Regions from separate parts of the Mus musculus genome. Here region 1 is linked to region 2. Evidence: chromatin contacts called from ENCODE Hi-C data. All regions are on one chromosome and are shown on one strand. The core of a region is the stretch at or near the end of the contact, and the rest is flanking DNA. Distances in the headings are between cores, read along the strand shown. Region 1 overlaps Zfp704 (zinc finger protein 704). Region 2 holds the start of C030034L19Rik (RIKEN cDNA C030034L19 gene).

Evidence for each region. Hi-C counts contacts between places; a loop is a spot of excess contacts on that map.
Region 1: a loop to region 2 is called in a map of heart, with 2.8 times the contacts of the local background. The contact joins the enhancer-like site here to the promoter of C030034L19Rik in region 2. A Hi-C loop is called at or near these places in 4 of 37 maps with a recorded cell type or tissue (all heart).

What each region holds. Positions count from the first base shown.
Region 1 is chr3:9,437,732-9,443,832 of GRCm38, reverse strand. Zfp704 (zinc finger protein 704) reads left to right here. Exons shown (of 9, transcript NM_133218.2): 8 at 3,951-4,048; 9 at 4,935-6,101. The coding sequence ends at 5,046. Among named protein-coding and RNA genes, the nearest start is that of C030034L19Rik, 38 kb to the right of the region's middle. Within about 2 kb of position 1,457, at least 1 of the 3 ENCODE cell types and tissues checked has a DNase peak (open chromatin) inside an H3K27ac peak, as active enhancers do; it is heart, where a contact is called at or near this core.
Region 2 is chr3:9,399,388-9,405,467 of GRCm38, reverse strand. C030034L19Rik (RIKEN cDNA C030034L19 gene) reads right to left here and starts at 2,448. Exons shown (of 4, transcript NR_160691.1): 1 at 2,229-2,448; 2 at 539-650.

The DNA of each region.
Region 1 (6,101 bases), core at 208-2,707, 39 kb before region 2:
CTCCCAGAGGTGTGTATGCTAAATCTTGTCAAGTTCACAATGAAGATTAGCCACCATCACACCTAAAGTGAAAGCTATAGTTCCAATTTCAGCTACAGGCTGAGAGTGCAGCAGTTTCTCAGCTCCTCACAGCATTCCAAACACATAGGCCACACGGCTGGCTCATCAGTGTGAGAAGAGCTTGTCCTGGCCACCACGCTCCACTTGGTGTTCACAACTGAATGCAAGGCCTCTGGCTAGGCACCTGCATATCTCTCTCCTTCCCCCTCCTCCTCCCCCTCTCCCTCTCCCTCTCTCCCCCTCCCTCTCTCCCTCTTCCTCTCTCTCTCTCCCTCTCTCTCTCCCTCTCCCTCTCTCCCTCTCCCTCTCCCTCTCCCTTTACCTCTCTCCCTCTCTCCCTCTCTCCCTCTCCCTCTCCCACTTAAACTCACTCTACAGCCCAGGCATACCCTGAGTGTGCTATCCTGTCTCCAGATCCACCGTGCCTGGCTTATGCTGTGCTGGGGTTTGGGAGAAGGGGGAGTTGTTGTTGTTTGTTGTATTTTGTTTTGAGAGGCCTGGGTTTTGAGACAGGGTTTTTTTTTTTTTTTTAAGATTTATTTATTATTATATGTAAGCACACTGTAGCTGTCTCTAGACACCAGAAGAGGGTGACAGATCTTATTAAAGATGGTTGTGAGCCACCATGTGGTTGCTGGGACCTTCAGAAGAGCAATCAGTGCTCTTAACCACTGAGCCATCTCTCCAGCCCCGAGACAGGGTTTCTCTGTGTAGCCCTGGCTGTCCTGGAACTCTGTAGACCAGGCTGGCATCGAACTCACAGATCTGCCTGCCTCTGCCTCCCACGTGCTGGGATTAAAGGCGTGTGCCACCACCCAGCTCTACTCTGCTCTTTTTAATTAGACCATTCTAGAGACATGGTTCTGGTTTGTACCGGCTGTCTCTTTTCCCAGTTCCTAAAAGTGTCTTTAGCATGCCAGCCAGGATTCCTTGTGTTGTTTGTTTTCCAACAATGAAATTTTAGAACTCTTCCATGGACTTTATAGCTGTTGATAGCCTCAGTCTCGATGCAACCCCCCCCCCTTTTTCATTTCTGCTTTAGTTTCCAGGGGCATCCTAGCAGGGAGATTGCACAGAAGATAGATGTAGTATCTGGGTCAACTGGAAAGTCTACCTTCTGTGGCTGTTTCTCATTTATTCTTTTCATTTTGTTTTGTGATGGGTGGTACTTTTATGGGTATGTGTGTGTAGACCGGAAGTTGACACAGATTGCCTTCCTCAGCTGCTGCCCCGTATTGTGGCAGGGTCTCTGAACCCAGAGCACACGTTAGGTAAACCGACTGGCTGGCTAGTGAGGGCCCTGGGATTGGCCGGGCTCCCACGGCGACTCCAGAGTTACAGATGCACTGCGTGTAGCTTGTCCATTCTGCATGGTACTGTGTTCCACACTCAGGGCCTCATCAGTACGCAGCGGGAGCTATAACAACTGAGCCTTCCCCCAGCCTCTGCCTCCCATGTCTAATTTATTCTTAGAGTCTCTGGTTTGTAATCTGCTTCGGCCAAGACTCGAGATAAACACTTCAGCAGTCAAGCTTGCTGCTCCTATTTTAAGGTTGTGGGTATATTTTTAAATGCTTAGTTTGACTCTAGAAAGACTGGAATGTAGCTCTAAAATTATTCCTTATACTCCTGAACGCCTGGCAGTGCTTTCAAAGAACACAAGGTTGGGTGCCTCCCGTCCTGTGCCCTTGCTGGTGGGCTCACTTTCCTAACTGCATCGAGGCTTCAGGATCGGCTTGAAAATCTCTTCTGTCTTTGTATTCCCAAACGAATGCCCTGAGGTTGCTCTCCTAGGTCCACCCCTGAGATCTAGTGCTGAAGAGAAGCCTTGGGGGACTTCCTATGGGAAGCCCCTTCTGAGCTGTCCCGGGTCTCCTGACTTTTGCTTTATTCACTTCTGTGCGAGATTTCTTGAGTACTTGCTTTAGTGAACCCCAGCATCAAAGCCCTTCCCAACGTGTAGCCGTGCAGACTTGCGTCTGTAGACACCACTGCCCTGCCGCGCACACGTGCTTCTCTAGCCTGAGGCCTAGGAGTGAGCAGGAGAGTTACTACAGCAGCATAGACTGAGCGGTGTGAGTGGCAGTAGTGTATTTCCTGGAAGCTACAAGCCCAGAATCGAGGTGTCGGCTGTTTTACATGTGGTGAGGGCTCTCTCCTGGTTTGTAGTTGTCCGCCTTTAGAGCTGTGCCTTCACCTGGCTTTTTCTGGTGTGTACGGTCAATAGTAAGAGATGGAAGTGGGGGCTGAGAGAGGTAAGCATGCATACCGGCCCTCTACAGTCTCTGGTTGAAGTGTGTGCACTCAAGTGCACTGTCTGGTATCTCTTCTTATAACACTAATCCTATTGTTGCAGGGCCCTACTCTTATAACCTCATCTAACTTTAATTCCTTGAAGGGCTTATTTTTTAATATAGCCAGGCTCAGGATTTAAATTTTCCACATAACGTTTTAGGGGAAGCAGGGAGGCCAGGCCTGGTGGTATTTGCCTCTAGTCCCAGCACTTGAGAGGAAAAGACAGAAAGATCAAGAGTTCAAGACCCACCTCCACCACATAGGAAAAAAAAATAGGAGGTGGGGTCTAGCTGGAGGAAGTGGGTTGCTGTGGTTGTGTCTCAGAGTTCATGTCTGCTTCCAGCCTGAGCTGCTTTGCAAACTCAAAAGTTGATCAGGCTGTACCCCAGCTCCTACCATACCCTCTCCCACCATAGTAGAGAACATTTCCTTGAACTGTGAACCAGGATAAACATCTCCTGTGAGCCATGCTGTCATATACTCTGTCTTGACCACAAGAACAATAACTCTGAAGATGCTGGGGTTTTATTTTTTCATTGCCTAGAAGCAGGGTCTAAAATGCTACTGAAAGATTCCTTCAGTCAAAAATCGTTCCTAGTCCATATGACAGGAGATCACAAGGAACATTCTCTAGAACATATATAGAAGTGCATTGCAAATCCGAATCCTGTGCTATAGCACCCATCAACTCTGACCTCGAGGCACTCATACGACCTTTCTTAAGCAATTGCTTCCATTCCAAAACAGCCCTGTAGAGTTGTACTGCTCAGCACAGCAGCTGGCAGTCAGCTCGTGTTGCAGGATGCCCACTGTTCCTGCTGTCAGAGTGGGAAACGACAAAGTCAAATCTTCCTATGTAAAAACATGTGTTCCAGATACCTCATGTGACTCACTATCTGAACAGATTAGCCATGATGGAAAAACTACAAGTTAGAGTCCTTTAAACTCACTGGAAGTCATACGTACTGAGTAAGCATGGTGTGGGCACATAGCATAATAATTGTATTTATTTATAAATAATAGCATATGGTACTATCCGTAGTGATACAAAGTGTACTTTATATTTAGTAAAGTTGACTTCAAGGTAGACTTTTGGACACGTTTGAGATACAAGACAAAAACTAGAATGTAGAGAGCAGGCCAGTGAGATGGCTCCATGGGTAAACAGTTGATAAGACTGAGTTCTGTCCCTGAGCCCACACAGAGGTGGCACAAGACAGTGGGCTGTGGCTGGAGTAGACCTGGCCATATTGGTTTTCAGAGTATGACTGTGGAAGTGTTTGGAACTTGGAGCTGGAAAGGCCGTTGTTTGCTTAGAGATAATGGGCTTTTCTGTGGGAGTTTGGAAGATAATGACAATGAGAGAAATGTTGGCAGCACTCCCCCACTCTCTGGGCTCTGAGGTGAGTTAAAGAGCAGTTATCAGGTCAGCATAGCTGTCTCGTACCAGCTGCAATCCCAGAGTTCCTAACCTTGGCAGTTTAACCCTGACGTTCATTTTACTCTGCAGTTGAGAACAAAACCTTTCTGCTTTGGGAAACACGCAAGGGAAGGGGGAGGATCTGTCCGTCAACCTGCCTGTCCTTGTTTCCCAGGTGTCTCCTCCACATCATCCCACAGCAGGCTCAGGAGAGCAGAGACAGCACGCCCACACAGCCCTGTCCTCCCCGCCCAGAGGGACAGTCACCCTAAGGTATGACCGCTTGATGCTACTTCACCTCAAAGGGATTTATTTCCTAAGAAATGGAGAACTAGCAAAAGGGAAGGAAATATGACCCACTGTAAAATGTCTTCCCAGGCCATGAGCGCGCTTCCCTCCCTTCCCGTGGTTTCCTAACCAGTAACTAGTTAAGGGCACTTGTAGTGTGTAGGCTGGAGAGCTGTACTCACTGTCCTCGATTAACTTCTCTATGATAGGAACAGTTAGTTAGTTTTAGTCTACATCTAGGAGAGTCTCCTAGGAAGCCTCAGCCAGAATTCTGAACACTGGAAAGACACTGAAAATTTGGAAGAGCACTGTTGTTCTCTGATGTTATGTGTTTTGTGTATATTTGTTGTTGTTTGTGTGTTTGCTTGTTTTGTAGTAGGCAGGGTACTAGGGGGTGGAGACAGAAGATGCATATGGTGCATATGTGGGGTTTGTCTTGGTGGGGTGTCTCACTCACCCACTGCAGTCAAGCTGGTCCAAGAGCTTGCAGGGATCTCTGTCAGCATCTCTCACCTTGCTCTATAAACACTGGGATTACAGGCAATTGCATGCACGCGCTATCACATCAAGCTCCATATAGGTTCCAAATGTCCTCCTCGTGCTTGGTGAGCAGGGCTGCCCCAGGTCCCCCTCCACAGTCCCCACCTCTTGTGTCTACCCCTTACGCTTACACCATGGCCAAGGAAACATTTCCATGAATGGGATTTAGAAACAGTGTAATCACAGTGGCCAGAGAAGTCCCCAGCCCTACGGGAAGTCCTACTCCATGCTGGGCTTTTTGTCTTCTGTTCCCCCTTATTCTTTGCAACTCTCCCCAGAAGGCCGCCCCGTTCCTGTCCCTAAGGCTGTCTGTGTGCCGTCTTTCTTACAGGAAGCCCAGAGGAGAAGGCAAAAAGTGCCGCAAGGTTTATGGGATGGAAAACAGGGACATGTGGTGCACCGCCTGCCGCTGGAAGAAGGCCTGCCAGCGGTTCATTGACTGAGCCATTCCTGCCTCTCCTTCCAAAGGAAGCTACTCAAGGCCCAGGGAAGGCCCTGCCTGGAATCCCAGGAATATAATTCCTTGGTGGAATTAAAGCAAAACAAAAACAAAAACAAAAACAAAAACACAGCAAAAAATCAGCACTGCACTGCTCTGAGAACCAGGCGAGAGCGCCAAGGAGGACCTTCCTTCGAAGGAAAAGCCCGCTTCCTTAGCTCTCAGTCTGGTCTTAAAGCTGGTCTTCTGTAGCAGCTTAGCCAACCAGGCCCATTTCACCTAGAGAGAAGGCACATTTTGATAAGCTTTCTGAACTCTGGCATTTTCGAGGGTTTTTGACACTGAAAACAATATGCCCATAAGCTACACAATATACCCATAAGCTACACAGTCTGAGGTAGCATTTGTATAAAGGATAGTACCTACCTTGTGAATAGGCATCTCTCTGTTTTTCCGTGCGACTCCTTGGATCAGTCTGATCATGATGTATTTCAAAAAAGAGTTTTTCTATGTCTGTTTTGTTTTCAAGAAGGACCCCAAGTGGAACCATTGTAAAGATGTTAGCTTGGAGGCCCTGAGTAACTTACATAAGGCCAAAAGTGATTGACAGTGAGTGCGAGTCACCTCAGCCATCACCTGAGGTCAGGACACCAAGAGGCACTGCAGAAAGCATCTGAAAATCGTCCTTGGATCCCATGTGAGTGGTGGCACCACTAAGTCTCTGCCTGCCATGGCTCAGACGAGAGCTGGCGCTAGTAGCAATCTGGTAAACCTTGATGCTGCTTTCAGGGATATCACACACACTGCAGCCTGGATAGTGTGTCCTGCTTGGTTCTGCCAAGACCATAGCCAGGACTCTGGGTTAGCATTCTGCTCTCCAACCCCGCCCAGGTAGAAAACTCCAGACTGGCCTGCAGGTTTGCTTCCAGCAGAGCATAGCTGTGGGAAAGATCCACTAGGGCATCAAGCCAACTTCCATTGTGAGTGCACTTTTCTAGATGGCGAGGGGATGGCTAGGGGATGAGTTAGTGGACTCGGTGACGTATATGGATAATGGAA
Region 2 (6,080 bases), core at 1,199-3,698:
CAGTGTCAGCTGCAGAGGACCAGGACAGCCCCAAGACCAGAAATAAGCTTCCTTGGAATCTTGGGACAATTCCAAGCAAAACTGGACGGCTTAAATAGCTTTCTGCTTTCCTGTGCTTCATAAAATTCAGTGTTTTTAAAAATCTGCAGAACATTCTCTTTTAAGACGTAAAGTTCAAAATAAAATTTCTAAGATTTTTCCAAAAGAATGAAATAAAATTAAGCTTGCACACATTCACTGAAGTTAAAAGAAGTCCCATTTGCAGAGTCTTAACAGGAATATGTTAGATATTAATTTCTAAACTTGGATCTAGTAGTCTGTTTATTAATGTGCATCTTTAAAGTCCTGTGCAGGAAAGAACATTTTGTAACTTCTATATAGCCCATTTCCAAGTGAGACATATATTTGTACAACATCTGACCTAAATCCACAGTGTATATAAAACATTTGAAGAATTCATCTTATGTCCAGGCAGATACAGGACTCAGTTCATTAACTTTTTATGGCTCAGGCATATAAAACCCACAGGGCACCTCACCTCCACGCAAATGTCACCAGAGTGGCAGGAGGAAGCAGAGCAGTGCAAAGAGTGCATGCTGGAGGCAGCCACCAAGGTTTGAATCCTATTGGTCCAAACTCGGCATTTGCATCTGCAGAATGGGGGCAATTTTGGTAATTTAGTAAGATTATCTAAATAAAGTGTTTATGACAGTTCCCAGAAAATACTGTAAACTATGATAATATTGACCACGATGATAATGGAAGTGATGGCGATGATGATAATTACAGAGTAGGCAGAAGATGAGCTGATTGGAGCATTCGGGCATGAGCTTGTGGAAAAACAAATGGACACTTTATCTAAAGTGGCCCCCAACAGAAGGCTTACTTCTGCTACTCTAAGAGTAACTATCCATTCACCATTCCCCTCCCTTACAAAATGACAAAGTCCTAAGGGGTCTCCGTCAAAGCAGATGCAGATTGCTTGAGGGAAGGGTTAGACTGATGTGTATCTGCCCGGATAACTCACACGAGGCTTGAAATAAGGTAACTGAGTATTGATATCAGCTTCCCAATAGTTCTTGACTAAGCATAACACACCATCAGACACTGGCTGTCCTGGATGCTAAGGGCATATGTTGGCTTATTGGTGGGGTCATCACATCACACCAGGATATTGCTGTCTTTAACAAGGACAAAGAAATCTTCACATTTTTGTTGGTTTGTTTGTTTGATCTCTTGCCTACAATAGAGAAATAATCCCAGTATTTTTCTTCTTACCATATATACTCTTAACAGGCTTAGTCTCAGCTAGAAAGATCTTTCAGAATCCAAGACACCTTGCCCAGTGATAGCTCCCCTGGACAATGTAGAGGAAATAGCAGAAAGAGTCCCAGAGACCAAGGACTCGTTTTCAGAGCTAAGTCAAAGGTCAAGGGTGAGGACTGTAGCATCAGACTCCTCCTGCCACTAGGATCCCACAGCCAGAACTCCCTGGCCTCATCCAGGGAAGTGCCCAGTGGCAAGTCACTGCACTGAGAAAGCTCGGGGTTATCATATCAGTTATGTTTCTTCATGGCCTCCCTCAGTTCCTATGAGGCTGGCCAGTCAGTCATAGGTCATTCTCTCTATAAGCCCTGTTGCCTGGCAACACAGCTCACATCTATTTCTATCAGGTTTCCAGGCAAACAGGCTAGTATACTAAGCCAAGGTCCTTTCATTTGTTTTCTTTAAGAAGGAAACACATTTTGTTCCCCCTTTCCTGACATATCCCTGGTACATCTTAAAGTCAGTACCCATGAGACTTCATGGTAGCCAGTTCCTTTCTCACTGCCCAGCCACCATATGTTGCCTGCCTTGTTATCATGGTCATTCTCACAAGTTTTTGCACAGCTTCTATCCCCAGCTCCAGAGCATGACAATTGGATAACTGTCAGAGTTTATACACAGTTTGCCTCCAATCTCTCCTAAACACATCTGCTTTGCAGACCCAGATAATTGCTCATCATTGTTTGTTCAGCCCCGGAGCATCCTTCTAATGATGGTATCTAACCAACCACAGGCCTGGAACTTAAAAGGCAAAACAGAGCAAAACCACCTTTGGATCTCACTTCTGAGAAATTACATATTAACCCCTAGAATTAACTGATGGGTCCCTCTGTTTAATGCCGTGGTGCCGTTGAGGATCCTGCTGAACCTCGAGCTGCCCCATGCCCACAGTGCCTACTTACCATGAGCTGCCTGCCGCAGAGAAGCAACAATGTCCTATCCCAGCTGTTTCTCCAGAGCCAGAGATATCCATCTTAGTTGGCAATTAGACCCCCAGTTGCCAGCTCAAACACCAATGATTGTACTGGGCTGAGTTTCAAGACCCTAGCATCACTGAGGGAAACAAAGGGGAAGGCTCGGAGGCGGTTGCTGGGGACTCAGCTTTTGCTGACACACGAGTGCCTGGAGGAAGTGGCTATTGCAGGTTTTCTGTGATCTAGTTCCAGCATAAGGCACTGCCTTCCTGCAGCAGGAAATGGTAATAGCCCACTGTGGAAACCAGCCAAAGACTCAAAGAGAGTTTGACTGAATCAAGTCCAGGCTCCAAAACGTTCTAAGTGATAAAATGCATGAATCTTTGGGAAACCAAAAGGATTTCTCAAATCAAGGCTATAAAAGCTAAACCAAAGAGTTTAATGTAAAAAATACAATTTTTCCATAGGATTTCTATGTGCAATTTCAACTATACTGATCCACAGTTGGGCACTTGTTTGGAGATTATTCTATTTGATTTTCCGCTGATGGTATAAAACCCTGACTAAACCCATGTGGATGGGGCGAGTGTTTCAGCTTACAGTTTTATATTCCATCAAGAGGGACTCAAGGTGGCTGCCTGGAGGCAGGACGGAAGCAAAACCCACAAAGGAGTACTCATTACTGACTTGCTCTCCTGGGCTTGTTCTGCTAAAGTTCTTACAGCTCAGGTCCTCCTGCCTAGGGATGGCACCACCCACAGTGCGCTAGGCCCTCCCATATCAATAGAAATGATAATATGTTTCACAGACATGATACTCTGGTGGAGAGGGTTAGTCAACAATAACTAGCCAGCAGAGAGGGCCAAGCACAGCTATTCGTATACCCTTGAAGAGCAGACTTATGCTGGGGAAGGCTATCAAGCACACAGCTTCAGAAGAGGTGAACATGGAGCAGCAAGGGAAGGGCTAGACCCCTGCCTAGCCAGCCAGATCAGTCAAATCAACCCTGCGATCAGTGAGGTGACAGATGTCACAGCCAGATAACTCAGAGCCAAACACTACACATGCTTTTAAATGGCGGGGAGCCACCAGAGACTTGCAGTATAAAAGTTCTGGACCCGTGTCAACCCCTCTGTGCTCTGAGGAGGCCTTGCTCTCCTGTCTTCCCTGAGATGTCGGGCATTTGTAATGAGATCATAAAGAACTGACCGGTCCAAGGGTCCAGAAGGACAGTGAAAGGAGCGGGGCCGTTTAGTTAGACACCCACTGCTGTGACAAATGACTGAGAAAAGCTACTTAGAGCCCAAGAGATTTCCTTTGTAGCATGATTTCAGAGGGTTCAGCCTGGGCCCCACTGCCTCCTGGCCTGTGGTAAGGCAGCAGGATGGGGTAGACGAGGAGGGTCAGATTATCTGACTGCAGCCTGTAGGGTGACACTGCCTTCACTTATGTATTGTCCCGTGTAGCAGGCCCTGTGGCAGACACAGCCAGAAGCAGGCTTTACTGGGGCATCTTTTAGTCCAGTCAAGATTACCCATCAGGCCAGGCAGTGGTGCATACCTTTAATCCCAGGAAGAGGCAGGTGGAGCAGAGCTAGATGCCAGCCTGTCTACACGATGAGTTCTAAGACAGCCAGGAGTACCTGGAGAAACCCTGTCTTACCTGTCTCAAAACAAAACAAACAAGACTTAAACATCACCGGGGACAACTTACAGACCAAAACCGTGAGAGCATTTGAAGCTCAGAAAACATTAGCTGATATCCAGTATGCTCTTTCCAGTTCTCATTTCTCTGCAGCAAAATAAACAAATAAACAAGCCAATAAACATCCAAATCAATATTTTACAACATAATAGCTCCCCTTTCCTTCTCTGTTTTGTGTCAGAGCAGCCTGACACCCATAGAAACCCCGGTTAGGGTCCCTGGAATGAAGCCATGTTTCTCTGAGAAAATTAAATGGAAAAAGCTAAGCAATGAGACAGAAAGATTCCCAGGATGCGATATTGCACATGTATGTACACACACACAAAGACACACAGACACACCAAAGTATGCACAATGTCCATGTATGTGAATATATATACCAAGGATAGACATGGCTATAGGTCAGGCTTCTGCCTGAGTTCTGAAGAGCAAACAGGAAGTCTTGGCTCTGTCTTCACCTGGAGGCAGCCCCAAGTGTGTTTATCACATGACATCACGTGCCAACTTGTAGTGTTTGCTTACCACAAGCGTGTGCTGCTTCTTTTCCTAATTGTAAACACAGGAGAGAAAAGTTAAACCCCACCACCAGGAAGCAGCTACCTGGCCTGAGGATAAAAGAAGTTACCGTTGACTTATTGAGGATCTGGGCCGATGCCCAGCCCCCTCCAGCCAGGACTGCCCCACGGGTGTGACAGTGATTCTCCTGGCCCCTGGAGAACTGAAACCCCTCTCTGCCTCCCTCAAGCCTACAGTTGGCTCTGGCTCTGGTCTTTTTCTAGCATATGGAATGCAGCCAAATTGGGATGTTTCCCAGGAAGGGCAAACAGCGCTTTGGAGATTGAATTAGAACAACTGAGCTTTTTTTTGGTGAGCCAATGGGCTCTATCCAGGCTATAAAGTGCCATGTAACAACTCTGAGTTCCTTTGCTTCTTCTTATATCTTAAAAGCTATAAAACAAACATTTTTTTAAAAAATCTCAAGATGCACTGCATAAAGAACTATTTATGCCCTGTAGGAACAAGGCATGCTCAGGTTCCCTCTCTGAAACTGTATGGATGGAAGGAAACTCTTTCTACTAACCACATTGTTGATACAATAAATGAAGCATATATAATTTCTATGAGTGATGTTTGTTATCAAACCTTTGTCAAATACTGCCCTCTGGTGGACCACTCAATTTTATTTTCTGCTAATTTTCTTTTTCTTTTTCTTTTCTTTTTTTTTTTTTTTTTAAGTCAGGGTTCAGTTATCTCAGGCTGGTCTCTCTGCAGAGTTAAGGACAACCTTGAACTCCTGACCACCTGCCCTTCACCTCCAAAATGCTGACATTACAGAGATGCACCACCGCCTTTCTATGACCTAGGGCTTCACAGATGCTAAGCAAGCACTTTATCGGATGAGGTATATCCCCAGGCCTGATATAGATTTTTTTAAAACACGAGTTGGGGACTGACAGACAACTTGGAGGTTAAGGACATTCTGCTCTTCCAGAGGGCCTTGGTGCCCACTTTGCACAGCTCACAATTCCCAAACTAGGGAATTCTATACCTTTTTTAAGCCCTCACTGGCATCTACATATGAAGCCTGTGTATACACATAAAACAAAAATACCAGCCGGGGGTGGGGGGGTGGGGGGCACCTTTTATCCCAGCACCCTGGAGGCAGAGGCAGGCAGAGCTCTGAGTTTGAGGCCAGCCTGGCCTACAGAGCAAGTGTCCAGACAGTCAGGGGAACACAGAAAAACCCTATCTTGGGGGGCCAGGGGTGGGGTTGGAGTTGTCAGACTAAGGCTGAAAGATTAAGTCTTGTGTTTTGGAAGTAAATAAACCTACATATAAGTTTTCAGATCAAAGATTCAGCATCCAGTGCTTTCTGGTTACTTTTTACATAAAACTGTGACATTTTACTCTTCCTTTAATATTTTAAATAACTGTCTCACTGGAACTTGTACATGAAGCACTTTCAAGGCAAACAAGTTAACTTCACAAACATTACCATATATTTTTTTCAAATTTCATAGAAGTTACTCCTGCAAGTATTTGGACAGGCACATTCAATTTAAAATCATTTCCCTGGCCCATGAGATGGATTGTCAGATAAAGGAGCCCGGTGGCCTGAGTCTGATGCCCAGGGCT